Regions from separate parts of the Homo sapiens genome. Here all the other regions are linked to region 1. Evidence: read pairs that join two places in POLR2A ChIA-PET (ENCODE). Cell type or tissue: HepG2. All regions are shown on one strand. Links, peaks and the distances in the headings refer to the core of each region. The heading gives the core; the rest is flanking DNA.

Region 1 (10,067 bases), core at 2,969-6,968:
GAGACCCCATCTCTTAGAAAAAGAAAGGCTAAGTAACACAAACAGCAGTGTAATGAGTGGTTAAGAATATCGGCTCCGGTGCCCATTAGTCTGGGTTTGAAGCTGATCGTGCCCCTTCTACTCGGCCAGGTGACAAAGCATCTCTGTGCCTCAGTGTCCTCACAGAGTGGGGGAATAACCGCACCTACCTGGTAGGGTGGGTTTGAGGCTTCAGGGAAAAGTGTCTTTTATGGCACTCAGCACCCTGGTGCTCACACGTTGGTAGCACCTCAGGATCCCTTGTCACAGCTACTAAGTGGCAGAGCCATGAGTCCCACCAGGGCCTGATGGGCTGTTCTCTGAACCATGCTTTTTTCTCCTAAGTCAGCTGTTCCCAGGCCTGGGCTTGTTTCTCCCTCTCCAGGGAATCCCATCAGGGATTGAGAGGACATACAATTAGGGATGTGGACTTTGGAGCCCGTACACCTCCGTTTGCTCCTTAGTCCATGAGCCCATGCGACTTTGAGTGCTTCACCTCTCTGTGTTTTAACTTTTCATCTCTAAAAGGGACATTGGGCCGGGTGCAGTGGCTCACGCCTGTAATCCCAGCACTTTGAGAGGCCGAGGCAGGTGGATCACCTGAGGTCGGGAGTTCAAGACCAGCCTGGCCAACATGGTGAAACGCTGTCTCTACTAAAAATACAAAAATTAGCTGGGTGAGGTGGCACATGCTTGTAATCCCAGCTATTCGGGAGGCTGAGGCAGGAGAACCGCTTGAACTTGGGAGGTGGAGGTTGCAGTGAGCTAAGATTGCACCACTGCACTCCAGCCTTGGCGACATCAGAGCAAGACTCTGCCTCAAAAAAAAAGGCGGCGGGGAGGACATTGTACTAATGCCAACCTCATGGATTGTTATGAGGATTAAAGCTTTAATATGTGCATAAAGTGCTTAGAGCAATGCCTGAGAACGAGCGCTGTGTGCACCTTAGCTGTCATTATTCCCTGTGTTCCAGGCATCCCGCCTGATGAGAGCCCCCGCCGGGGCGGTCCTGCTGGGCCCTACCAGCAATCTCAGCGGTTGGAGCTGTATGCCCAGGCCACAGAAGCGCTGCTGAAGACCGGAGCTGCTTACCCCTGTTTCTGCTCACCCCAGCGGCTGGAGCTCCTGAAGAAGGAGGCCTTGCGGAACCACCAGACGCCCCGGTAAGAACCTCAGCTTGTTGCAGATGCCTCATCAACATTGGGTGTGTTTGTTACCTTGTGCTGCGTAAGAAATTCCCCTAAACATGTATTACCTCTCAGTTTCTGTGGGTCAGGCATCTGAGCGTGGCCTCACCTGTTTCTTTGGCTCAGGGATTCTCTCAAAGCCACAAGCAACTACAGGTCCTAGCCAGTCCTGGAGTTCTCTTAAAGCTTAGCTTGGGGAAGATCTACTTCCATCTCCTCTCAGAAGGCTATTGGCCAACCTCAGGTCCTTGCTAGCTGTTGCCTGGAGACATCAGTTCTTTGCCATGCGAGCCTCTCCATAGAGCAGCTTACAGCGTGGCAGCCAGCATTTCTCAAAGCCAGCCAAGGAGAGAGTGAGCACGTACGAGCTGGAGTCTACCTAGTTGTGGAAGCAACTTCTCACCACTTTTGTTTTATAGGCTATGTATTCCTTCTCTGGAACGCTTGGGACCAGAAGTGTTTTGGATTTCAGATTTTTTGCATATTGAAATATCTGCATATATATAATGAGATATCTTGGGGGTGGGACCCAAGTCTAAACATGAGATTCATTTATGTTTCATGTACGCCTTATACACATAGGCTGGAGGTGATTTTATGCAATATTTTAAATAATTTTGTGCACGAAACAAAGTTTTGACTATTTTGACTGTAGCCTGTCACATGTGTTTGGGTGTTGTATTTTCCACTTATGGCATCATGTCAGCACTCAAAAGGTTTCAAATGTCAGATCAGTTGTGGCTTTTTTTTTTTTTTTTTGAGACAGTCTCACTCTGTCGCCCAGGCTGGAGCGCAGTGGTGCAATCTTGGCTCACTGCAACCTCTGCCTCCTGGGTTCAAGCAGTTATCCTGCCTCAGCCTCCTGGGTAGCTGGGACTACAGGTGCCCGCCACCACACCCATTTAATTTTTGTATTTTTAGTAGAGACGGGTGTCACTGTGTTGGCCAGGCCAACCTCAGGTGATCCACCTTTCTCAGATTCCCAAAGTGTTAGGATTATAGGCGTAAACCACCGTGCCCAGCCAGATCAGGTTTTTTGGTTTTTTTTTTGTTGTTGTTGTTGTTGTTTTTTTTCATAGAGTCAGGGTCTTACTTTGTCACCCAGGCTGGAGTGCAATGGTGTGATGTTGGCTCACTGCAGCCTCCAACTCCTGGACTCACGCAGTGCCCCCATCTCAGCCTCCCAAGTAACTAGGACTGTACTCCTGGCTAATTTTTTTTTTTAAACTTTTCATAAAGATGGGGATCTCACTATGTTGCCCAGGCTGGTCTTGAACTCCTGGCCTCAAGCAATCCTCCCACCTTGGCCTCCTAAAGTGCTGGGATTATAGATGTGAGCCACTGCACCTGACTTTTTTTTTTTTTTTTTTTTGGTGAGACAGAGTCTTGCTCTGCTACCCAGGCTAGAGTGCAGTGGTGCAATCTCAGCTTACTGCAGTCTCCACCTCCCGGGTTCAAGGGATTCTCGTGCCTCAGCCTCCTGTGTAGCTGGGACTACAGGCACATGCCACCACACCTGGCTAATTTTTGTGTTTTTAATAGAGAGAGGGTTTCGCCATGTTGCCCAGGCTGTTCTCAAACTCCTGAACTCGAACAATCTTCCCACCTCAGCCTCCCAAAGTGCTGGGATTACAGGCGTGAACCACTGCACCTGGACCATTGGAGCATTTCAGATTAGGCATATTTGGCATTATTTTTGTTCATTAGACAAAAGTCACTAGGCCCAGCCCACACTCAAGGGGAGGGGACTACACAAGGACAGAAACACCAGAAGGCGAGAATGACTGGGGCTATGTTAGAAGCCAAGATTTGGTCTCAGAAAGTAATGTGTAAAGTAATTTTAATTATTTGTTATTTTTAATGAGCAAGGTCCACAGGCCGGACGTGGTGGCTCACGCCTGTAATCCCAGCACTTTGGGAGGCTGAGGTGGGTGGATCACGAGGTCAAGAGTTCAGGACCAGCCTGGCCAATGTGGTGAAACCCCGTCTCTGCTAAAAATACAAAAATTAGCTGGGCGTGGTGGTGCGCATGTAGTCCCAGCTGCTCGGGAGGCTGAGGCAGGAGAATCATTTGAACCCAGGAAGTGGAGGTTGCAGTGAGCCAAGACTGCACCACTGCACTCCAGCCTGGGCGATAGAGCGACACTGTCTCAAAAAAAAAAAAAAAAAAAAAGAAAAATGAAAGGTCCACAAAGGGCCAAGTATGGTGGCTCACGTCTGTAATTCCAGCACTTTGGGAGGGCGGAGGTGGGCAGATCACTTGAGGTCAGAAGTTCGAGACCAGCCTGGCCAACATGGTGAAACCCCATCTTTACTAAAAATACAAAAATTAGGCCTGGAGTGGTGGCTCATGCCTGTAATCCCCGTACGTTGGGAAGCCGAGGTGGGCAGATCACCTGAGGTCAGGAGTTCAAGACCAGCCTGGCCAATATGGTGAAACCCCATCTCTACAAAAATACAAAAATTAGCTGGGCATGATGGCGGGTGCCTATAATCCCAGCTACTTGGGAGGCTGAGGCGGGAGAATAATTTGAACCTGGGAGGCGAAGGTTGCAGTGAGCTGAGATCATGCCATTGTACTCCAGCCTGGGCAACAGAGCAAGACTCCATCTCCAAAAAAAAAAAAAAATTAGCTGAGCTTGGTGGTGCACGCCTGTAATCCTAGCTACCTGGGAGGTTGAGGCACTAGAATCGCATGAACCCAGAAGGTGGAGGTTGCAGTGAGCTGAGATTGTGCCATTGTACTCCAGCCTGGGTGACAGAGGGAGACTGTCTCAAAAAAAAAAAAAAGAAGATCCACAAAGATATATATTGAAAGAACTCTCTTCCAATCTTGACTCTGGCCACTCAATTCTGCTCTCCAGAGATAACCAGTGTTAAAATTTTCTTATGTCTCCTCCAGAGACATTCAGTACATATACCTATAAGTACATATTATTTTCTCTTTTTCCTTATTCACATGGTAGCATGCAATGTACTATGTACATGCTATGTGGTGCAATTTACCATGTCCGCTTACCATCTTGAGGATCAGATATCAGTCCATAATAATGCATAATATTCCATTTGTGGATATAACTTCATTTACTTAATCAGTTTCGTCTTAACAAACATTTATTTTTGTTTTGTTTTGTTTTGTTTTATGTTATGTTGTGTTATTTTAGAAATGGAGTCTTGCTCTATTCCCCAGGCTGGAGTGCAGTGGCAAGATCTTGGCTCACTGCAATCTCCATCTCCCAGGTTCAAGTGATTCTCTGGCCTCAGCCTCCCGAGTAGCTGGGATTACAGGTGCCCGCCACCACACCCTGCTAATTTTTGTATTTTTTTGGTAGAGATGGGGTTTCACCATGTTGGTCAGGCTGGTCTCAAACTCCTGACCTCAAGTGATCTGCCCAAGTGATCCTCAAGTGGCCTCCCAAAGTGCTGGGATTACAGGCATGAGCTACGACACTCGGCCTTAATAAACCTTTATGTTATTTATTTATTTATTTATTTTTTGGAGACGGAGTCTTGCTCTGTTGCCCAGGCTGGTGTGCAGTGGTGTGATCTTGGCTCACTGCAACCTCCACTTCCTGGATACAAGCAATTCTCCTGTCTCAGCCTCCTGAGGAGCTGGGACTAGAGGTGCATGCCACCACACTTGGCTAATTTAATTTTCTTTTATATTTTAGTAGAGACGGGGTTTCACCGTGTTACCCAGGCTGGTCTTGAACTCTTGAGCTCAGGCAATCCACCTGCCTCGGCCTCCCAAAGTGCTAGGACGAGCTCAGGCAATCCACCTGCCTCGGCCTCCCAAAGTGCTAGGACTACTGGCATGAGCCACTGCGCTCAGCCCAAACCTTTATGTTATTTCTAATATTTGGTTATAAAAGAAGAGAGCTGTGATGACTAATGTTGACATATGTCATTTTGCACTTGTGCAGTATGTTTGCTGAATACCTTCCTAGAGGTGGAATTGCAGAGTCGAGTTGTAGCTTTGATGGATACTGCCAAGTGGCTGGCCCTTTACTTGTTTACACTCCCATCTGCAATAGCATTGTAACATTTACATTGCAGTTCCAGTGAACTATTTGGTCAAGGGCTCAGCTGTTTGGCCAAGGTCATGACGTTTACGGTGACATTGCCTTTTTATTATAAACAATGTATTTGTCTCTTGACAGAATATTTTTTTTCTCATCTCATTCTGTGACCCAGGCTGGAGTGCAGTAGCATGATCACAGCTCATTGCAGCCTTGAATCTCCTGGGTTCAAGCAATCCTACATCCTCAGCCTCTCAAGTAGCTGTGACCACAGCCATGTACCACCACACACAGAGTGTTATGTTTTGTTTTGTTTTGAGATGGGGTCTCACTCTGTCACCCAGATTGGAGTGCAGTGGTGTGATATTGGCTCAAGGCAACTTCTGCCTCCTGGGCTCAAGCAGTCCTCTCATCTCAGCCTCCCAAACAGCTGGAACCACAGGTGTGTGCCGCCATGCCCGGCAAATTTTTTTTGTATTTTTTGGTAGAGACGGGGTTTCTCCGTGTTGCCTAGGCTGGTCTCAAACTCCTGAGCATAGGAGATCCACCCACCTCAGCCTCCCAAAGTGCTGGGATTATAGGTGTGAGCCATCATGCCCGGCTGGCACACAGCTAGTTTTTAAATTTTTGTAGAGATGGAATTCCCCTATTTTGCCCAGGCTGGTATGAAACTCAAGCGATCTTCCCACCTCAGCTTCCCAAAGTGCTGGGATTATAGGCATGAGCCACCATGCCTGGCCAACAGATTTTTTTTTTTTGTTAAATTATAGTCATGCCCTGTTGTGGAATCCTTGCAGCCATTTATTTATTTATTTATTTTAAGCTTTCAGGATTTGTATTAAATCCTAGTCTAATTTAACGGTATCTGATGTTACACACATCATCTCATGGTGAACGTGTTTAATAAGCGAAAGCAAATCAGACAGCTTATCTAAGTCGTTATTTTTTGTGGACTAAACAGTAAGGTAACAACTACCCAGAACCCTATGGGTCATGATGGACACTTGCTCAGTTTTCATACAAGCTGTGTTGGTTATCAAAGTATATCTGCTAATATTTAATAAAGTGAAATGTCATTGGGGTGGAAAAGTCAAGCCTAGACATTTGGTTGGAAAAGAACAGATCAAGTATGGATTTCACAAACCAAAAGTTTATAAACTCAATGCAATACAAGTCCTTTCTATTGTAAAAGCTTAGTTGAAACTAAAAGATCTGTAAAAACTATTACTTTGGGCCTTAAACAGTACTAGCTCTTATGAGCAAAAAAAGGACACAACTGCAGCCTGGGCAACGTGGTGAAACCCTATCTATATTAAAGTACAAAAATTAGCTGGGCTTGGTGGTGTGTGCCCATAATCTCAGCTACTTAGGAGGCTGAGGCAGGAGAATCAGCTGAACTAGGGAGATGGAGGTTGCAGTGAGCTGAGATTGTGCCACTGCACTCCAGCCTGGGAGACAGAATGAGACCCTGTCTCAAAAAAAAAAAAAAAAAAAAAAGGAGGGGGGCCATAACTGTTGAGAATGTATTACTTGGTTTTATTTTACATTAGGTGGTAGGTACAAAGCAATCCTTCTTAATAAAGCTGACAGTTAGCTTCCCTTAGGACTTTTTTTTCCAGACAGGGTCTTGCTGTGTCACCCAGGCTGGAGCGATGCAATCATGACTCACCACAGCCTTGACTTCCTGGGCTCAAGCAATCCTGCTTCAGTCTCCCAAGTGGGTGGAACTACACACATGTACCCACCATGCCCGGCTAATTCTTTTTTTTTCTTAAATTTCTAGTAGAGACAAGGTCTCGTTACCCAGGTTGGTTTTGAACTCCTGGGCTCAAGCAGTTCTCCTGCCTTGTCCTCCCGAAATGCTGGGATTACAGGAGTGAGCCACCGCACTTGGACAGAACATATTCAATAATGCACATTTAAAACAAGTATTCATCTTACAAGTTGTTCTGTAATCCAAACATATGACAGCTTGGAGAACAACATTTAGAAAACAGAAGCCAATGTAAAAAGACAGATTAATACAACTAGAAGCCAGGCACGGTGGCTCACGCCTGTAATCCCAGCACTTTGGGAGGCTGAGGTAGGCAGATCACCTGAGGTCAGGAATTCGAGACCAGCTTGGCCAACGTGGTGAAACCCCATCTCTGCTGAAATTAGCTGGGCATGGTGGCGTGCACCTGTAATCCCAGCTACTTGGGAGCCTGGGAGGCAGAGGCTACAGTGAGCCAAGATCACGCCGCTGCACTCCAGCCTGGGTGACAGAGCGAGACTCCATCTCAAAACAAAAAACAAAAAAACCCAACTAGGATAGTGTAGGTTTTGTATGGCTCAGACTTTACAGTTTTCTTACTGCATCATCAATGTATCGATTAGAATATCTGTTCCAGCTAGGTGCGGTGGCTCATGCCTGTAATCCCAGCACTTTGGGAGGCCAAGGTGGGCAGATTGCTAGAGCCCAGCCTTCGCAACATGGTGAGCCCCCATTTCTACTAAAAAAAATACAAAAATTAGCCAGGCATGGTGGTGCACGCCTGTAGTCCCAGCTACTTGGGAGGCTGAGGTGGGAGAATCACTTTACCCTTGGGAATGTCTAGGCTGCAGTGAGCTGTGATCACTCTACTGTACTCCAGCCTGGGTGACAGAGTGAGACCCTGACTCAAAAAAAAAAAAAAAGAAAGAAAAAGAAAAGAAAAGAAAGAAACCCTGTCTCTACTAAAAATACAAAAAATTAGCTGGGTATAGTCGTGCATACCTGTAGTCCTAGCTGCTCGGGAGGCTGAGATGAGAGAATCACATGAGCCCAGGAAGTCAAGACTGCAGTGAGCCATGATTGCACCACTGCATTCCAGCCTGATCAACGAGAGTGAGACCTTGTCCCCTGTCTCAGTAAATGAATGAATGAATGAATGTTTCTTCAGCTGGCCCCATTGCTGTGGATTTAAAGAAATACCTTTTCTTCCTGGTTTTATTTAACCTTTGAGATCCATCCAATAATCTCTAATACCATCAATTAGCACTTCCCCTTTAACATCCCAAACACTAAGGTACCTCATTTTCCCAATCTGAAACATGTTATCAGCTGAGTACAGTGGCCTGTAATCTAATCACAGCACTTTGGGAGGCTGAGGAGGGTGGATCACTTGAGACTAGGAGTTCGAGACCAGCCTGGGCAACATGGTGAAACCCCATCTCTATATGAAATTTAAAAAAGAAAATAAACATGTTATTATGTTTACTGCCGCTGCTCTGTTTGGAAGATGACAGAGCTCCCAAAGTTTTGCCAGTCTTTTGTTCCTTTACAAGTTTTTCTGGAGCAACTTACTTTTTCTTCTTTAACTTTTTGTCAAACTCACTGTCAGAATTCCTGCCAGAAGAGCTTGAAGAAACAAGTTCCTTTGATTCAGACATAATGCTGCCCTGCTTCTGCAGCTGAACACCCTCCTGTTCACTCATGTGCAACTGACTCATTTGTAAAAATTTCTTTTTTGGCCGGGCACGGTGGCTCACACCTGTAATCCCAGCACTATGGGAGGCCGAGGCGGGTAGATCACGAGATCAGGAGTTCGAGACCAGCCTGACCAACGTGGTGAAACCCCATTTCTACTAAAAATATAAAAATTAGCCGGTTGTGGTGGCAGGCACCTGTAATCCTAGCTACTCAGGAGGCTGAGGCAGGAGAATTGCTTGAACCCTGGAGGTGGAGGTTGCAGTGAGTCAAGGTCACGACACTGCACTCCAGCCTGGGTGACACAGCGAGACTCTATCTCAAAAAAAAAAAAAAAAAAGAAAAAAAAAGTTTTTTTTTTGAGACAGGGTCTCGCTGTGTCACCCAGGCTAGAGTGCAGTGGTGCCATCATAGTTTACTGCAGCCTCAACCTCCTGGGCTCCAGTGATTCTTCCACCTTGGCCTCCCACAGAGCTGGGACTACAGGAATGCACCACCACACCTGGCTGATTTTGTTTTGTTTTGTTTTGTAGAGACAGAGTCTCACTATGTTGCCCAGGCTGGTATTTTAAATTTTTAAATAAGAGACAGGATTTTGCTATGTTACCCACGCTGGTCTTGAACCCTTGAGGTCAGGCTGTCCTTCTACCTTGACCTCCCAAAACACTGGGATTACAGACGTGAGCAACTGTGTCCAGCCCTGTGCACCATTTATTGATTGATTGAACACTTAGCTGTGGCAAAGACTAACCTTACAAGCATTCCATCTGTGTCTCAGAACGCTTTTGGGTGCAGTTAGTGGAATACCCTGTTAGAAGGGACAAACGATACTTTAACTCACAGATGGATCACCTGGGGACCTAGTTAATGTTCAGATTCTGACTCAGTAGGTCTGGGGTGGAGCCTAAGAGTCTGCATTTCTGGCAGACTCCCAAGAGGCTGATGCTAGGGGCCCACAGACCACACTTTCAGTAGCCAGGGCATCAATCATAGACATTTGTCTTTTGATTCTGCACAAGGCTGGAGGTGGGTGACTCCAGGATGAGACTAGCAGTGTAGAGACACCAGGGCTCTATTTTGGCTTCTCTCTGACTTCATTGCCTTCCCTCCTGCAGTTGCAAGTAGCTGCCGCAGGTCCAAGCATGCTCCCCTTACAGGACAACATCCAAAGAGGACAGAAGTGGGGCAGTGGGAAATTTTAAGAAGGGATTTTCCTCCTGTGGCTTTCTCTTCTTGTCCTTTGGAGAGAAAAACCTTTCCCGGAACCTTAAACCTTTCTTACTCCCCAGGCATGCTTTTCTTTGCATCCCAGTGACTAGGATGGGGTTACATTCCTGCCTGGACTGGTCACTGGCATGGAGCAATAGGATTGCAAGATTGGCTATACCAATCAG
Region 2 (10,067 bases), core at 2,258-6,257, 1.5 Mb before region 1:
GACCTGCCTCCTAATTTCCTAAGAAAACTGGACATGGCCACCTTTCCCCAGTGTCTGAGGCCCAGGTTGACCCGTGGTCATGGTTGCCGTCACCACCCACCTGCCTGGACCCCACCCTCTGTCCAAGGCCCCGCCACCTGTGCCGCTGTCCTGGGCGCTGCCTTGCCAGCCTCCCCTCTGTGCCATGCACCTTTCACCTCCCTCCATCTGCTGCCTGTTTCTTCTTGGCTGCTCCTCATGGTCAGGCTTTTCTCAGCCCTCCCCTTCCTTCTGGGGCTTTGCGTCTTCCTCTGTCATCCACGCTCTGCGTCTTGGCTTCCCAGGACCCTCTCCTCCCACTTTCCTGTCCCTGACGTCCCTGTGCCCGGGGCCCAGTTTGCATCATCAGCCAGTCCCTCATCCATGCTTCACCCGCACCTCGCTCCTGGCTTCTTCCCTGCCCTCCCTGGGGACTCCTATCCTGTCCCCTGCCCTGGTTCTCCTTCCGCTGTGTCCCAGGGCCTCCATCCTCAGCCTCCGTCTTCTCTGCAGGGTCTGCTTCTGCATGAACTCCCCCAGATCCGTGTTTGCTGCTGGTCCTCACAGCAGGCTCTTCGTTTCTGGACCAGATGTCTTTTCTGTGCTTCAGAACCATCTAGAAAAAAGGGAACTGGATATCTCCACCTGAATGTTCAACAGGTCCCTTCACCCAGCATTTCCAGAGCTGACCTCATTGTACCTTCATATCCTCCCAGTGTTTCTCTTTTGGTGAGGAAAAACACACATTGTCCAGCCAGTCCCTCAAGGCAGAAACCTGGTGGTCATCCTCAGCTCCTCCCCCTCACTTCCTGTCCACCCCCAAGTCACCGAGTCCTGTTCCTTTCTCCTTTGCAGTGGCTCTCTGTGCCCTGCTCTACCTACCCACTATTTAGTGTGGGCTGTCCTCCATCTCACTTGGATCTCGTGTTTTGGGGACTCTTCAGATTCTCCTCCATGGCTTCCCTACCCGGCAGCATATCTTTCCCTCACATATTCCACACTGCAGCCAGAGGGATCTGCCAAAGAAATAATTGTGATAATGATAGAGAATGCGCATCTGGGTGTATACTGGGTGCCTTGCACTAGTCCAAGTGCTAATGACAGAGAATATATATCTGGGTGTGTACTGGGTGCCTTGCACCAGTCCAAGTGCTAATGACAGAATATGTGTCCGGGTGTGTACTGGGCGCCTTGCACCAGTCCAAGTGCTAATGATAGAGAATATGAGTCTGGGTGTGTACTGGGCGCCTTGCACCAGTCCAGGTGATAATGATAGAGAATGTGCATCTGGGTGTGTACTGGGCACCTTGCACCAGTCCATGTGCTAATGACAGAGAATATGTGTCTGGGTGTGTACTGGGCGCCTTGCACCAGTCCAAGTGCTAATGACAGAGAATATGCATCTGGATGTGTACTGGGCACCTTGCGCTAGTCCAAGTTGTGTATTGACTTGTTTAATACCCACCAGACCCTGTGAAGTCAGTATAGTGTTATCCCTTTTATAGGTGGGAACCAGAAGCACAGGGAGATTGAGTAACTTGTGTGACATGATTTCTCCATATTCTAGACAGAACAAAAACCATTTTTTTTTTTTTGGTTGTCCCTATGTTGCCCAGGCTTGTCTCCAACTCCTGGCCTCAAGCAATCCTCCTGCCTCGGCCTTCCAAAGTACTGGGATTACAGGTGTGAGCCACCATGCCAGGAATTTTTTGAGCTTTCTAGGAATCAGCACTTTGCTTATATTATCTCTTTCAATCTTTCCAATCTGTAAATTAGATATTCTTAATATCTCCATTTTTACGGGAAAGGAAATGGAGACACAGAGATTACCCCGCTCTTAGGTGGTGAACGGGGCTTTGACTCCCTGCATATTTGCTCTTAGCCACTTCACCCACCTACAAGGAGCTAGCACCTTGCTTGGGGTAGAGGGAGGGCACCTTCTGAACATGCTTTAGTGGGTGTTTTTCTGTTCTGCTTTCCGAGTTGTGGGTGGCAAAGGAGATGTGCATGCATAAGATGTTCTCATTACTAAGAGTGCTTCTGATGATAACAAAAGACCAATATCCTGTTGGAGCAATGTCCAGATATGATGAAATGCTAGATTTGCCTGGTAACGCTGAAGAAATTTTTTTATGAATGCTCCATCCCCAGAAGACTCTCGCTCCTGCCATTTGATCAGTTGATTTTATAATATGAGCATTGGTAAATTCTTAGGAATACAACTATCATAATAACATGTTATGGCACAACAAATTTAACTGTTACTCCACTGGTAGGTTCCTGAAATTATTGATGATAGGAAGATTCTTCAGTGCAGAGAGGGATTTAAGACGTTATGGGAGACATTTTAGTTAAGATGGTTGACTGAAGACATATTTATTTCCCTCCCCCCCCAAAAAAATAAAATTCACTGAAATGTTGGGAATTTTTTTTAAGTCTTAGAAGTTAAAAACCATTGTGCTGAAATCCCTGGTGTACTTATGAAGAAGTAGGTGGCTTGCACCTGTAGTCCCAGATACTGGAGAGGTTGAGGCGGGAGGATTGCTTGAGCCCAAGAGTTTGAAGTGAACCTGGACCACATAGCAAAGCCCTTGGTCTCTTAAAAAAAAGAGAAGAAAAAGTTGGTCTATAGAGAAGTAAAGTGAGTGCAGTTTTATTTGTTGGTTCATTGTCCAAGCCTGGTTTTCCTTTGTTTAAATGCATGTAACAGCCTTTCTGAAGATTTTTTTTTTTACATTTGCTGCCTGGTACTCATTTGAAGGCCCAGAGTCCGGCAGAGTTCCTTTCCGTGTTTTCCGCAGTCCTTCAGTTTGGTTCGCACACCTGATGGCCTAGAATTGGGCTGGCCCTTGGCTCTCCTGCCCACCCTGGTGGTGGATTGCCGCTGGCTCCTACTCAGTACAAGGCCCAGATACTGAAAACTTTCATTTAGTCACTTATGTATTCAGCAAATAAGTTTGCTCACAATCTTCAGCAGATCCCGTGTACCTGAGCTTAAATGGGGTGGGGTTCTCCCCCAGCCATGTCACCTGCCTCTGCTCCTCCCTGCTCTCTCTTCCCTCTCTTCTCCCTGACCTGGGTGCTCTTGTACTATCCAGCCTCTGGGTTTCCAACTCATCCAGTAGGTCTCAGAAGCCATCACCAGTTTCAGGATATCTTTCTGATATCCCAGGTCTGCATTCAGGCCCCTCCTGTCATGTCTGTAACCCGCAACAATTTAATGTGCTTCTCTGTGCCTAGGTTTCTAAATCTCTAAAATGGGTATGACATGGTTTGGCTGTGTCCCCACTCAAATCTCATCTTGAATTGTAGTTCCCATAATCCCCACGTGTCGTGGAAGGGATCCCATGGGAGGTAATTTAATTATCGGGCCATTACCCTTATGCTGTTCTAGTAATACTGAGTGAGTTCTCATGAGATCTCATGGTTTTATAAGTGACTTTTCCCCCTTTTGCTCGGCATTTCTCCTTGCTGATGCCATTTGAAGAAGGACGTGTTTGCTTCCCCTTCCACCATGATTGTAAGTTTCCTGAGGCCTCCCCAGCCCTGCGGAACTGAGTCAATTAAATCTCTTTCCTTTGTAAATTACAGAGACGTGGGTATGTCTTTATTAGCAATGTGAGAACAGACTAATACAGGTTATAATAGTGGTATCAGTCTCATGGTTGTCTTGAGGATTAGGTGGGTTAATACAAGTAAAGTGTGTATTAGGTGGTTAAGAACAGGGTCCCTGAAGTAATATTGCCGAGATTCAGAGCCTAGGTGGGAAACCCTGGGCAATCGCTTAAGTTCCCTGGGTGCATCAGTTTCTTCCTCTGTAACACGGGGGTAATAATACTTATCCCGTAGAGTTCAGTTCTTGCAAAGCACCTGGAACAGTGCTGAGCATGTGATATGAGCTCAATAAATGTGGGCTGTGGTGATAGTGACAACTCCCAGGGACCCTGCACTTCCCTGTTGGAACCGTCCTTGCACTGGAGTATAATGGCTTATTTTCCTTGATAGTCCTTGAGCTCTGGCAGAGCAGGGGCCCTATCTTACTCATGATGGCTCATGGAAGGGAACCCGAAAATATTTGTTCAGTGACTAACCAAATGAAAAGTTAGTGCAAAGTATGCATGACACCAGCCTGTGGTTGAATTTGTTGATGGGCTGTGTAGCTCCACTCAGTTAAGGCTTACTTATCCTGAATAGCTTTTTTGACAAAACACCTCATTAAAAAGCAATCAGATTTCTGTTTTAAGGTATTTACAGTGTCCTTTCATCCATCAGGCACTCCTTTCTTTGACCTTAGAAAAGGGCAAGTGGAGATTTAGGGTGTTCCCCACCCAGAATCTACCATCATCCCTCAAAAACTGCCTCGCCCTGACTTTCCAGGTGACTATTTTTTCTTCATTTTGTGCACCACGCTAAGCATGGAACTTCCTGGGCCACATCTGTGACGTGTGTTTATTGTAGAATTCCAGAGGAGCCACCATTATTCAGATTTTCAGCACTAGATGCCTGTTTAAACCGTGCAACATTTGTCATTTTTGGAGTTACAGTCCTACGTTTGCAAAGCCCAGTTTGGAAGGTTTCAAAATGTTCCCTCCTTTGCTATTTTGTTCTAGTCTCTTAAAAGTCCTGTGAGAATGTTGATGCAAATATAAATAAAGTAAGGGGCAGAAAGGTTAAGGGATGTATTTTTAGATGCTATGGTTAGTTTGTGGCGGAGTTAGGGTCAGAACATAGCTTGCAAATTTAAGAGAAATTTAACTTTGGTCCATGGCCTCGAAGGTACTCTTTCTGAAGGTTCAAAGACTGGTTCACATTGTGTAATTCACTTAATGGGTGTCTGCCTGCACACCCACGAAACAGGGATAATAAAAATTGCCCTGTATGGGTACATGTTTTTGCCCGTTACTTTTTTTTTTTTTTTTTGAGACAGAGTCTCACTCTATTGCCCATGCTGGAGTGCAGTGGTGCAATCTCAGCTCACTGCAACCTTCGCCTCCTGGGTTCAAGTGATTCTCCTCCCTCAGCCTCCTGAGTAGCTGAGATTACAGGTGCCTACCACCATGCCCAGCTAATTTTTTTTTGTATTTTAGTAGAAATGGGGTTTCACCATGTTGGTCAGGCTGGTTTTGAACACCTGACCTTAGGTGATCCGCCCACCTCGGCCTCCCAAAGTGCTGGGATTACAGGCGTGAGCCACCATGCCCGGCTGCCCATTACTTTTAATGGGAAAAGCCACAATTACTTTTGCACCAACCTATTATAATGAAATAATATAGGTAAAAGTGCTTTCATAACAGAAAATAATGTATAAATGCAAAATATTACTATTAATTTTTTTTTAAATTTTAGTATTGGAAATTTGGTGTTAAGAAACTCTTTTGGCTGGGCACAGTGGCTCATGCCTACAATGCCAGCACGTTAAGATTTTAGACCTTGTCTCCAAAAAAAGGATTTTAACTGAGGCAGGAGGATCACTTGCGGCGAGGAGTTTGAAACCAGTGTGGACAACATAGCGAGAACCTGTCTGTACAAAAAAATACAAAAATTAGATGAGTGTGGTGGTGTATGCCTGTAGTCTCAGCTACTTGGGAGGCTGAGACAGGAGGATTGCTGAGCCCAGGAGTTGGAGGCTAAAATAAGTTACGATCGCACCATTGCTTTCCACAGTCTGGGTGACAGACCCCATCTCTAAAAAATAAATAAACGGTAACAGAAACTTTTTTGATTACATGTTATGATCCACCAATTCCAGTTTCTATGTTTGATTACTTTCTTGAACAGGAGTACTGTATTTATGAATTTTTCTTGTACTTTTTTCAAGTTGGTAGTTTATAGTCAGATTCTACTGTACTCTTTCTGTTAAAATAGCTATGTGTTGGGCCAGGCACGGTGGCTCACGCCTGTAATCCCAACACTTTGGGAGGCCGAGGTGGGCGGATCATGAGGTCAGGAGATCGAGACCATCCTGGCCAACATGGTGAAACCCCATCTCTACTAAAAATACAAAAATTAGCCGGTCATGGTGGCGTGCGCCTGTAGTCCCAGCTACTCGGGAGGCTGAGGCACAAGAATCTCTTGAACCTGGGAGGTGGAGGTTGCAGTGAGTCAAGATTGTGCCACTGCACTCCAGCCTGGTGACAGAGCAAGACTCTGTCTCCAAAAAAAAGAAAAAGAAAAAGAAAAAATAGCTATGTGTCATTGGCCAGGATGACTATTTGGGCTCTGGGTCTGTGTTCTTGTCTCTCGTCTAGATATCCACAGAGGGCTCCAGGAGTTCCTACTTCCATCCTGCTATTCTACTTTTCATTCTGAAACTCAAACCTGTTGCCATTCCATTACTGAAAAACCATCAGTGGCTCCCTGTTGCCCCCGAGTTCCATGGCAGGCAAAGCCTTTCTCTGCAGCCACATCTCCACCTCCTGTTCTGTACCCTACTATGTACACACTCCTCCCCAAACCTTTTCTCCCCATGCCTGACTTATCTGAGGTCCACTTGGACTGTTTCCCTGCTTTCCTGGCCACACAGTTAATCACTCTTCTATCTGTGCCCCCAAAGTGTTTTCATTAAGGATGAGACCTTTTTTTCTCATGAGCTCCTCAAGGGTGGGGACTGTATCATTTCTGTCTCCTTTTTTCTTTCTCAGTTCCTGACATTTAGTGGGAACTCCGTAAATACCGTCTGAATGAACAAATATCTAAAATCTGAGGCTCTTGAAGTAAGTCCATCCTCGGATGGATGGTTTATACTTGGAGACTTGCTTTTGCTTCTCTGTGAATGCATGCTCAGCTGAGATCTGCTGGTGCAGGTGTTTCTATAGCTTCCTTAGCAGTGGTGGGAAGCCCAGCAGCTTAAGATGTTAGCTTCTGATGCAGGGTTTACTAACTCTCCACGTACTCTGTCCCTGAGTTTCTGTTTATTGTTTGCCTGTGATTCTCTTTGGTGCCATCCCACACGGTGTTGTCACAACCAACCCTTTGTTTTAATTGAACGTCCTGCGCTACTCCTGCTCTAACTCTGACTAGCTTTTTGTTTTTGTGTGGTCCAGGCTCGACTGTGACTTCTTCCAGAGAGAAGCTAGAACAGCTTGATAAATTTGGAAAGGTCATTCTTAGATAAGACTTGGGATTTATCTGAAGGTTGTTATTATTTGTTGTAATTCTCAGAACAGCTAACACTCCATGAACCCTCACTAGGTGCCACGAAACACGTTAAATGAAGTACATGAGATGGTGTTCCTAAACAACCACTATGGTGGTGGTATCATTATTATAATTTTATGGTTATAATTATTCCTATTTCACAGTGGAGGAAATGTTTCTTAGTAAGGTGCACATGTGAACGTCTAGCCTTGGGTTTCAAAGTCTGGTATGTTTGACTCCAGAGCCCTAACTCTTAGTTCTGACTGTATCCTACATTCTTATCCTTTGCTGAGAGTGAAACTTAGAATTGGGTATCACTCTGTTTTTTACAACTGAGTTTACTCTGTCTGTGAAGGCCGCAGCGTAAAGCCAGTTGTGAATCATGCACATCAGCTCCTTCTGAAATGTGTTTATGGCCTAGGACACAGGGACCCTGGAGACTATGGTGCTGCAGTGCATTATGGCTGCTACCCTTCTAGTCTGTCCTGCTGCTCGTTCTGCCACCTGCCAGCTGTTGCTACCTGAACCTTCTCCTTGCAGCAGTTCTCAGTGTTCTCTTTGCTTGGGAATTGCCTGGGGAGCTAAAAAAAAAAAAAAAAAGCCAAGCCCCACCTCCAGAGGTTCTAATTCATTTGTTTTAGGTTGGGGTCCAGGCATCAGTATTATTATTTTTGACAACCTTATGAGGGGTGTGTGTGTATTTGTGTTTTTGTGGGGGACATGGTCTCACTCTGTTGCCCAGGCTGGAGTGCAGTGGTGTGATCTTGGCTCACTGCAGTCTCCACTTCCCAGGCTCAAATGACCCTCCTACCTAAGCTTCCTAAGTAGCTGGACTACAAGTGCTCACCACCATGCCCAGCTAATTGTTTTAATTTTTTTTTTTTTTGAGACAAGATCTTGCTTTGATGCCCAGACTGGAGTGCAGTGGCACGATCGTGGCTCACTGAAGTCTTGACCTCCTGGGCTCAAACAATCCTCCCACTTCAACCTTCTGAGTAGCTGGGACTACAGGTGTGCACCACCATGCCTGGCTAAGTTTTTTATTTTTTGTATAGATGGAGGTGTCCCTGTCTTGCCCAGGCTGGTCTTGAACTCCTGGACTCAGGTGATTCTCCCACTTTGGCCTCCCAGAGTGCCGGGATTACAGGCATGAGCCACTGTGCCCAACCTATGAGATATATTTTATAGATCATAAAATTTACCCATTTTCCCCTTTTATCTTTAGTTGGCTGCAATGTTTGTACATATTTATGGGATATAGAGTGATATTCTGATATGTTTACAATGTGTAATGATCAAATCAGCATAATTATCGTATCCATCACCTTGAACGTTTGTGCCTGTATTGTGAACATTCAAAATCCTCTTCTAGATTTTTGAAAATACACACTAAGTTATTGTTAGTCATATTCACCCTACAGTGCTATAGAATACTAGAACTTATTCCTCCCATCTAGCTATAATTATTTATCCCTATCCATTAACCTCTCCCTATCTCTCCTCCACCCTATGCTTCCCAGCCTCTAATAACCACAATTCTACTCTCTACTTTTATGACGTTATTTTTTTTGGCTCCCACATATGAATGAGAACATGTGGTATATATCTTTCTGTGTCTGACATATTTCAAAAAATGTCTCATTTTAAGTGTAGAACTCAATGATTTGTAGTAAATTTACAGAGTTGTGTAACCATCACCACAACCCAATTGTAGAACATTTTTGTCACCCCAAATGAGAGCCTTCATACTTCTTTACAGTTAATCCCCATTCCCCCCACCCCCAAAGCCAACCACTCATCTACTTTCTGCCTCTATAGATTCCCGTTTTCTGGCCATTTCATATAAGTGGCATCACCTGTATTATTTTCAGAGCCTCCAGGACTGTCATGTGTAGCTCTGGTTAAGAACCACTGTTACCTCCTAGATCTTTTTCCACTAGTTTTTATTTTTACTATTTTTCTGAGTGGCTCAGAAAACTCAATAGGCCCCTGCCAGGGCTGTCTCTTAGATAATCTGTGAGCTAAATGAGTCCTTGTAAGTTGGACTGAGAACTTAACATTTACAACCTGTTTTTATGGGGATGAGCTTGTCAAAGTCCAAATGTGCTGACCTAGTTTGGAAGGGAGCCTGCACAACCTGTCTTCAGACGCTGTGCACCTCCCCAGCAGCCATCAGTCACAGCACTGAGTCAGAGCCCAGGTGTGGAGGGAGCCCCTGACATTGTGTGGCCTGGCCTTGGGCACTTTTGCTTTAGACTTTTTGTGTGGCTTTTCAGCTCCTCCTAGCCTCTGGCTGCCTCACCAGAGCAGTAAACTGGACTCCTCCTGAGCTCCTTTCCCTTAGGCAGTAGCTCTATGTGGATGTACTGTCTGCATTGCAATATTTTGCAAAATATTTCTCACATATTTTTGCCTGCTTAAATGAGTTTTAAAATCTCAAACTCAGCTGCCTCCAGGTCCAAGCAGGTACCATGAGTGACTGGAGCAGGCTGGGGAATAAGGCACTTGGAATGCCTGAGAGGCCGTTGAGGTGGTTGGTGGCAGAAGGGAGATTTCTTTCAGATTTTGCTATAAGCAAGAATCGGTGGTGGAGCTTTGAGACAGGCCACGTGGTTAGAGCAGGGATAGCAAATAGATTCCATTTCATGTGCCAGAGGGGAAAAAGCCAACTGACCGAACAAAACGCTGCGTGGGTAAGCTTACATGTGCAGGAAAACGATAAACCTCAATTCAATTTAGGGTAAAATGTAACTGTTCATCTTAGTCACTGGAATTCAAATAATATTATCAAGATTAAGTTAAGATTGAGAAGGCTTTTATTGTCATTTAAAGTAAAAATTAAATGTTATAACCCTGTCCTAGAGAAGCTGTAAATACATGGGCAAAATACCATCATTTGGGGAAATAATGCA
Region 3 (9,071 bases), core at 5,072-9,071, 88 kb after region 1:
GGATAGACCAATGCTAGGCCATAAAACAAGTCTCAATAAATTTAAAAGAATTTAAGGGCTGGGCACGGTGGCTCAGGCCTGCAATCCCAGCACTTTGGGAGGCTGAGACAGGGGATTGCTTGAATCTGCAGGGGATTTTGAAACCAACCTTAACAGCAAAGCAAGATGCCATCTCTATAAATAATAAAAGAATATAAACCAGCCGGGTGCGGTGGCTCACGCCTGTAATCCCAGCACTTTTGGAGGCCAAGGCGGCTGGATCACAAAGTCAAGAGATGGAGACCATCCTGGCCAACATGGTGAAATCCTGTCTCTACCAAAAATTCAAAAATTAGCTGGGTAGGCTGGGCGCGGTGGCTCACGCCTGTAATCCCAGCACTTCGGGAGGCCAAGGCAGGCAGATCACGCGGTCAGGAGATCGAGACCATCCTGGCTAACACGGTGAAACCCCGTCTCTACTAAAAATACAAAAATTAGCCGGGTGTGGTGGCGGGTGCCTGTAGTCTCAGCTACTCGGGAGGCTGAGGCAGGAGAATGGCGTGAACCCGGGAGGCGGAGCTTGCAGTGAGTGGATATTGTGCCACTGCACTCCAGCCTGGGCCACAGAGCAAGGCTCTGTCTCAAAAAAAAAAAAAGCCAGGTGTGGTGGCAGGTGCCTGTAGTCCCAGCTACTTGGGTGGCTGAGGCAGGAGAATCGCTTGAACCTGGGAGGTGGAGGTTGCAGTGAGCCAACATCGTGTCACTGCACTCCAGCCTGGAGACAGACTGGGACTTCGTCTCAAAAAAAAAAAAAAAAGAATATAAATCATACCAAGTATGTTTTCCAATCACATGGAATTGAATTAGAAATCAACAACAGGAAATCCAAGAAATACCCAATTATTTGGAAATTAAACAACATGCTTCTAAATAACCCATGGGTTAAATGAGTCACAAGAAAAATTTAAAAACATTTAGAATCAAACAAAAATGAAAACATCAAAATTTATGAATTACAGCTAGAGCAATGCTTCAGAGGAAATTTTTTTTTTTTTTTTTGAGACAGAGTCTTGCTCTGTTGCTCAGGCTGGAGTGCAATGGCGTGCATGATCTTGGCTCACTGCAACCTCCGCCTCCTGGGTTCAAGTGATTCTCCAGTCTCAGCCTCCTGAGTAGCTGGGACTACACGTGCCCACCACCACGCCCGGCTAGTTTTTGTATTTTTAGTAGAGACAGGGTTTCACCATATTGGTCAGGCTGGTCGTGAACTCCTGACCTCAGGTGATCCAACCACTTCGGCCTCCCAAAGTGGTGGGATTACAAGTGTGAGCCACCGCAGCCGGCCTCAGAGGAAATTTTTTTTAGAGACGGTCTCACACTGTCACCCAGGCTGGAGTGCAGTGGCACTGTTATAGCTCACTGCAGCCTCAAATTCCTGGGCTCAAATGATCTCTGGCCTTTCAGGCTTTTGAGTAGCTGGAACTACAGTTGCAAACCACCATGGCTAGATAATTTTTTTTAACTTTTTGTAGAGACAGTGTCTTGCTTTATAATTTTATTTTTTGTTTTTATTTTTTCCTAGCCATTAGACTATGAGGGAAAAATTAGTAATTTTAGATGCCTATATGAGAAAATAAAGTATTTAAAATCAGTAACCTAAGATTCTACTTTAATATACCAAAGAGCAAACTAAATTCAAAGAAGGAAACTGATTAGCATAGAGATCAATAATAGAAAATGAAAAATAGAAAAAAATTAAAGTCAAAGTTGAATAGAAAAAAAATTAACAAAGTCAAAATAGGTTCTTTTTTTTTTTTTTTTTTGAGACACAGTCTTGCTCTATCACCCAGGCTGGAGTGCAGTGGCCTGACCTCGGCTCACTGCAATCTCTGCCTCCCAGGTTCAAGCAATTATCCTGCCTCAGCCTCCTGAGTAGCTGGGATTACAGGCGCCAACCACCACGGCTGGCTAATTTTTGTGTTTTTAGTAGAGACGGGGTTTCACCATGTTGGCCAGGCTGGTCTCAAACTCCTGACCTCAGATGATCTGCCCGTATTGGCCTCCCAAAGTGCTGGGATTATAGGCGTGAGCCACCGCACCCGGCCTGCAGCTGATTCTTTTAAAAGAGCAACAGAATTCACAAATTTCAGCAGACTGACCAAGGGAAAAAAAAATTACCAAAGTCAGGAAAGAACAGGCAGACGTCACAATTCTACAGATGAGAAAAGACTATATGAGGATCCTTTGAACAATTTTATGCCAACAAATTATACAACTTGGATGAAATGGACAATTATTTTTGAGATGGAGTCTTGCTCTGTTGCCCTGGCTGGAATGCAGTGGTACAATCACGGCTTCCTCCAACCTCCGCTTCCCAGGCTCAAGCAATCCTGCCTCAGCCTCCCTAGCAGCTGGGACTACAAAAAAAACACAAAATAAAAAAAAATTTAAAAAAATTAGCCATGCAAGTGTAATCATAAGAAAGCTGGAGTGGCTATGTTAATATCACATACAATAGACTTTTTTTTTTTTTTTTAGACAAAGTCTTGCTCTGTCTCCCAGGCTGCAGCGCAGTGGCGCAATCTCACCTCACTGCAACCTCCACCTCCTGGATTCAAGCAATTCTCCTGCCTCAGCCTCCCAAGTAGCTGGGATTACAGGCACCCACCACCATGCCCGGCTAATTTTTGTATTTTTAGTAGAGACGAGGTTTCACCCTGTTGGCCAGGCTGGTCTCGAACTCCCGACCTCAAGTGATTCGGCCTCCCAAAGTGCTGTGATTACAGGTGTGAGCCACCGCACCTGGCCTAAAACCGACAATTTTTTTTTTTTTTTTTTTGGGTGGAGTCTTGCTCTGTTGCCCAGGCTGGAGTGCAATGGCGCAATCTCCACCTACTGCAACCTCCGCCTCCTGGGTTCAAGCAATTCTCCTGCCTCAGCCTCTCGAGTAGCTGGGATTACAGGTGTGTGCCATCATGCCCAGCTAATTTTTGTATTTTTAGTAAAGACAGGGTTTCACCCTATTTGGGCCAGGCTGGTCGCGAACTCCTGACCTCAAGCTATCCGTCGCCTTGGCCTCCCAAAGTGTTAGGATTACAGCACTTTGTGCCTGGTCCCAAGATTCATTTGCCATCTTAAAATCAATTACTATATCATTTGAATAGAATGTGACAAGAACCACATGATTATCTCAATAGGCAGAGAAAAAAAAATACAAAATCCAACATCCTAAAAAAACTCTCAACAAACTAGGAATAGAAAGGGACTTCTGGCCGGGTGCGGTGGCTCACGCCTGTAACCCAGCACTTTGGGAGGCAGAGGCAGGTGGATCACCTGAGGTCATGAGTTCGAGACCAGCTTGGCCAACATGGTGAAACCCCGTCTTTAGTAAAAATATGAAAAATTAGCCACATGTGGTGGTGGGCACCTCTAATCCCAGTTACTTGGAAGGCTGAGGCAGAAGAATCGCTTGAACCCGGGAGACGGAGGTTGCAGTGAGCCGAGATTGCGCCATTGCACTCCAGCCTGGGCAAAAAAAGCAAAACTCCGTCCCCCCGCGCCCGCCCCCCCAAAAAAAAATTGCAAAGGAAAAAGTGTCTATTCACAGATGACATGATCCTGTATGTAAACAAATCCCAACCAACACCCCAACACACAAACTAGAAGACAAATTTAACAGTCAAATGGTACAAGATAAATCTATAAAAATCAATTGTTGCTGAGTGTGGTGGCTCACGCCTGTAATCCCAGCACTTTGGGAGGCTGAGGCAGGTGGATCACCTGAAGTCAGAAGTTCAAGACCAGCCTGGCCAACATGGCAAAACCTCGTCTCTACAAAAATTAGCTGGGTGTGGTGACACATGCCTGTAATCCCAGCTACTTGGGAGGCTGAGGCAGGAGAATTGCTTGAATCTGGGAGACGGAGGTTGCAGTGAGCTGAGATTGCCCTGCTGTACTCCAGCCTGTGTGACAAAGCAAGACTCCATCACACACACACACACAAAATCATTTTTCTGTAACAAGAAACTATGAAAATTAAGAAAATTCCATTCATGTTAGCATTAAAAGGAAATACTTATTTTATTTATTTATTTTTTGAGATGGAGTCTCACTCTGTCACCCAGGCTGGATAACAGTGGCCCGATCTCTGTTCACTGCAACCTTTGCCTCCCGGGTTCAAGCAGTTCTCCTGCCTCAGCCTCCTGAGTAGCTGGGATTACAGGTGCACACAACCACGCCAGGCTGTTTTTGTATTTTCAGTAGAGACGGGGTTTCACCATGTTGGGCAGGCTAGTCTTGTATGGAACTCCTGACCTTGTGATCCTCCTGCCTCGGCCTCCCAAAGTGCTGGGATTGCAGGCATGAGCCACTGCACCTAGAAAAGGAAATACTTATAAATAAATAAATTTAACAAAATAAGTGCAAGACTTGTATTATACAATGAAAACTACAAAATATTGCTGAGAGAAATTAAAGAAGATCTAAATCAGATCTAAATCCCCAGGGGTGATTCCTACTAGGGAACACTTGGCACTGTGTGGACAGATTTTTGGTTGCCACAACTTGGAGAGGATGTTGCTCCTAATGGGTAGCGGCCAGGGATGCTGCGAAATATCTTACAATGCATAGGACAGCCCCCATAACTAAAAATTATCTGGGCTCAGTAGTGCCAAGGCTGAAAAATTCCCATCTAAATAAATGAAGAGGCGTTTCATGCTATGGATTGGAACAGTCAATATTGTCATGATGGCAATTCTCCTAAAATTAATCCAACAATTCAACAGTTCAACATAATCCCTGTCAAAATCCCAGCAGGATTTTTTTTTTTTTTGGGGGGGATGGAGTCTCGGTCTGTTGCCCAGGCTGGAGTGCAGTGGCGGATCTCGGTTCACTGCAACCTCTGCCTCCTAGGTTCAAGCGATTCTCCTGCCTCTGCCTCCTGAGTGGCTGGGATTACAGGCGCGTGCCACCATGCCCAGCTAATTTTTTTATTATTAGTAGAGATGGGGTTTGACCATGTTGGTCAGGCTGGTCTCAAACTCCTGACCTCATCATCTGCCTGCCTCGGCCTCCCAAAGTGCTGGGATTACAGGCGTGAGCCACTGTGTCCTGCCTAAATTTTTAACAAGAGCAAAGTAAGAGGACTTACACTATCAGATTGCTCCCCTCGTCTCCCCTCCCTGCATTGCTCCCCTCCTCTCTCCTTCCCTCCTCTCCCCTCCCCCCAAATAACTGGGACTCCTAGCAGAAGGGTTACCCCAGTTAAAACCTACTCAACCCAGAAGAATGAGACAAACCAAGGGAGATGCCAATGAAAAACGAGTGACTATCAGGCCTGGAGATGGCAGCCAGCCACTCATACCCCAATGGCAGGCCAACCTGGAAAACTGTCCCCTGTAGGGTTTCCAAGGATGACATCTTGTCCTCCCCCTTGGGTTGGTCCCACTCTTGAAACAACATAAAAACTTAGAACCTAAAGAATACCCTCATACCTTCCCCTACCTTTTCTTCTTTTCTTTTCGAGACAGGGTCTCGCTCTGTCACCCAGGCTGGAGTGCAGTGGCGTGATCACAGCTCACTGCAGCCTCGACCTCCTGGGCTCAGGCAATCCTCTCACCCCAGCCTCTCGAGTAGCTGAGACTACAGGTGTGCGCCACCACACTCAGCTAATTTTTAATTTTTTTGCAGAGACGGGGTCTTCCTATGTTGCCCAGGCTGAGAAATTGTTTGTGATTATGGGTTATGCACAGATTTCTCAGCCGCAACACCAAAAGCATGATCCATAAAAAAAGGTGATAAGGAACTTAACAAACTTTAAAAGGTCTGCACCTCAAAACACATCATTAAGAAAATAATTAGTTAGGCCAGGCGCGGTGACTCACGCCTGTGATCCCAACACTTTGGGAGGCCGAGGCAGGCGGATCACCTGAGGTTGGGAGTTTGAGGCCAGCCTGGCCAGCGTGGTGAAACCCCATCTCTACTAATAATACAAAAAGTAGCCGGGCGTGGTGGCACGCGCCTGTAATCCCAGCTACTCGGGAGGCTGAGGCAAGACACTCGCTTGAACCTGGGAGGCGGAGGTTGCAGTGAGCCGAGATCGCGTCACTTCGCTCCAACCTGGGCGACAGAGCAAGACTCCGTCTCAGAAAAAAATAAAGAAAGAAAGAAAAAGAAAGAAATAGCCGGGCGTGTTGTCGCGCGCCTGTAGTCCCAGCTACTCTGGAGGCTGAGGTGGGAGGATCGCTGGAGCCCAGAAATTTGAGGCTGCAGTGAGCTGAGATCGTTCAATTGCCCAGGAATTTGAGGCTGTAGTGAGCAGAGATCGTTCAATTGCACTCCATTGCTGCCCACTGCGCTCCACTGTTGCCCAGGCTGTCCTAGAACTCCTGGCCTCAAGCGATTCTCCCGCGTCAGCTTCCTAAAGAGCTGGGATTACAGGCGCGAGCCACCGCGTAAATGCGCTAATGTATGTCAGGGCTTTATAGTAAGCATATAGTTTAGTCCTCGGCAAATGTTAGCAGACATGGGATATTTGTCGGTGCCGGGAGCTCTCAGTCCGGGGCGTTTTCCCACACCCACCTCTGCTCAGCGCTCCGGACGCCTGCAGTCACTATGGTAACGGCCAACGACTTCCGGAAGAAGAACGGCGGGCGGCGAGGGTCATTCCCAGCCGCAAACTGAGTGCGCTGAGCGGGGAAGCGCAAAGGGGCAAGTTACCCGTCCTGGCGTTTCTGGGGTTCGCCTCGGAGGCTAGCCTCGGTGCTCTCGCAGGCTCGCTCGCTTCTGCATCCCCGTTGCCGCCCGGAGCCAACTCTTAAGTTCTGGACGCCAGGCCTGAGGCAGTTCCGCCATGGACTTCTCCAAGTTCCTGGCAGACGACTTCGACGTGAAGGAGTGGATCAATGCGGCCTTCAGGGCCGGCTCCAAGGAGGCGGCGTCCGGGAAGGCGGATGGCCACGCAGCCACCCTGGTGATGAAGCTGCAGCTGTTCATCCAAGAGGTGAACCACGCCGTGGAGGGTGAGCCGCTCGGGGCCCTGGCCGCGGGACCCTCCCCTGCTCTCGGCTGGGCAGAGGTCACCGAACTTGCGTGAGGCACTCAGGTGGGCGGGGCACGCATGGACAGCAAATACCCTCGGCAAAAGAGCAAGCCCCGAACTCCTGATCACGTCAGCGGGAGTCTCAGCTGGGTGCCGGGCTGTCTTGAACACTTGCTAATTTTGGGTGTTGTTTTTCCTCCTCTGGCTGGGCTATAAGTTTCCTTTTTCTTTTCTTTCTTTCTCTTTGTTTTTTCTTTTGAAACAGGGTCTCTCTACAGTGGCTCGATCATAGCTCACTGCAGCCTCGAACTCCTGCACTCAAGCGATCCTCTCGCCTCTCGAGTCGCTAGGACTACAGGCGCGAGCCACCGCGCCCCACAAATTCTGTTTAAAAAAAAAATTGTAGAGATGGGATCTCACTGTGTTGCCAGGCTGGTCTCAAATTCAAATTCCTGGGCATAATGGGTTTTCCAGTCTTGGCCTCCCAAAGTACTGTGATTATACCTGTGAGCCACCACATCTGGCCTGAAGTTTCCTTTTGGAACTTAAAAGAGTGGATCTTATTGCAGTAGCTCTTCTCTAAATAATTCAATAGCAGATCTCTGGGATTCCCTTTTTATTATTATCCATAGGCACTGGAAGACAAGATGGATCTTTTTAAATGCTAGAAGTTTTAACCAGTTCTTAACATGTCTTTGTTGAGGCACCTTCCAGAATATAAGATAAAACAACTCCAGTTTCTGTTATAGTGACTTGAATCTCAGAGTCAAGAGCCCAGTGTCAAAGAAAATTGGCTTTGACTTTTTGTAATCTAGGAGCACGAGTCTGTGAGGTGTTTATTCAAAGAGTTAAAGAGCCTGTTTTGTACCAAACAATAAACTGTAAAAAGAAAAAAAAAGTGAATTTTGAGAGTATGAAAGAATAGCCAACAGATCCATATATCTGGAAAAAACGTATTATAGTATAGGTATAAGAGAATGACACAGATCTAGAAAACATTGTTTTAGTGGATTTTATTTCAGCTGAGGAAGATAGGCTGGTCTCAGTGGAGACTTAAACCTTTTTTTTTTTTTTTTTTTTGAGACAGGGTCTCATTCCTCATTCTGCTGCCCAAGCTGGAATGCAGTGATACCATCATAGTTCACTGCAGCCTCAAACTCTGGGTTCAAGCAGTCCGCTCGCCTCAGCCTCCCAAGTAACTGGAACTATAGGCATGTGCCACCATGCCTGGCTAATTAAAAAAAAAAATTTTTTTTTAGAGACAAGGTCGCACTATGTTGCCCAGGTTGATCTCAAATTTCTGACCTCAAGTGATCCTCCCATCTTGGCTTCCCAAAGCCCTAGGATTACTGGTGTGAGCCACCACGCCTGGCCTAAACCATTTGTTGAGGATAAGTTAAATTATAAAAAATAACATGCACTGGCAACCATTTCATGTAACTCCTCAACTTGACTTTTATTCACCGTGTGTTGATTCACTGTGTGTTGATTCAGTACGTACTGCACACAAGTCTCTCTCCTAGGCTCAGATGGAAAGACCAAACAGACTGCTTCCACTGGGAGTGGATAGTCCAAGAGATGTTCCCATTTTTGTTTGTTTTTTTGTTTTTTTTGAGACGAAGTCTCGCTCTTTCCCCCTGGCTGGAGTGCAGTGGCGCCATCTCAGCTCACTGCAACCTCCCCCTTCTGAGTTCAAGTTATTCTCCTGCCTCTACCTCCTGAGTAGCTGGGATTACAGGTGCGTGCCCCACCCCTGGCTAATTTTTGTATTTTTAGTAGAGATGGGGTTTCATGATGTTGGCCAGGCTGATCTTGAACTCCTGACCTCAGGTGATCCACCCACCTCGGCCTCCCAAAGTGCTGGGATTACAGGCATGAGCCACTGTGCCCGGCCAGATGTGCCCATTGTTTAAGAAAAGGTAGGGAGGGGGCTCTATTTCACTGCAGATTGTTTTCTTTCTTTCTTTTTTTTTTTGAGACAGGGTCTCACTTTGTCACCCAGGCTACAGTGCAGTGGTGTGGTCAGTGCTCACTGCAGCTTCACCTCTCGGGC

Evidence for each region. ChIA-PET counts read pairs that join two places held together with the same protein. Peaks named below come from ENCODE experiments on the same cell type or tissue, not always from the same donor. Only the 100,000 strongest peaks of a DNase experiment are listed, where the experiment ranks them.
Region 2: POLR2A ChIA-PET joins it to region 1 with 6 read pairs; 1 of 35 experiments calls an interaction of 5 or more read pairs at or near these places.
Region 3: POLR2A ChIA-PET joins it to region 1 with 7 read pairs; 5 of 35 experiments call an interaction of 5 or more read pairs at or near these places.

What each region holds. Positions count from the first base shown.
Region 1 is chr16:23,535,629-23,545,695 of GRCh38, reverse strand. EARS2 (glutamyl-tRNA synthetase 2, mitochondrial) reads left to right here. Exons shown (of 9, transcript NM_001083614.2): 3 at 993-1,182. It also overlaps the pseudogene SUB1P4. Among named protein-coding and RNA genes, the nearest start is that of EARS2, 17 kb to the left of the region's middle. RefSeq lists enhancers at 6,794-7,088, 6,689-7,188, 7,189-7,690. In HepG2, for the core only: no CTCF peak of the experiment used is centred there; DNase peaks (open chromatin) are centred at 5,205 and 6,885.
Region 2 is chr16:24,988,460-24,998,526 of GRCh38, reverse strand. The region is part of intron 1 of ARHGAP17 (Rho GTPase activating protein 17); the gene reads left to right. Among named protein-coding and RNA genes, the nearest start is that of ARHGAP17, 22 kb to the left of the region's middle. RefSeq lists an enhancer at 9,476-10,067. In HepG2, for the core only: a CTCF peak has its summit at 2,875; DNase peaks (open chromatin) are centred at 4,046 and 4,439; H3K4me3 peaks cover 589 bases.
Region 3 is chr16:23,450,753-23,459,823 of GRCh38, reverse strand. COG7 (component of oligomeric golgi complex 7) reads left to right here and starts at 6,635. Exons shown (of 17, transcript NM_153603.4): 1 at 6,635-6,998. The coding sequence starts at 6,830. It overlaps LOC124903667 (a long non-coding RNA gene), which reads right to left and starts at 7,081. Exons shown (of 2, transcript XR_007065030.1): 1 at 6,559-7,081; 2 at 4,035-4,354. RefSeq lists enhancers at 6,306-6,355, 6,646-6,975. In HepG2, for the core only: no CTCF peak of the experiment used is centred there; DNase peaks (open chromatin) are centred at 6,603 and 7,093; H3K4me3 peaks cover 2,436 bases.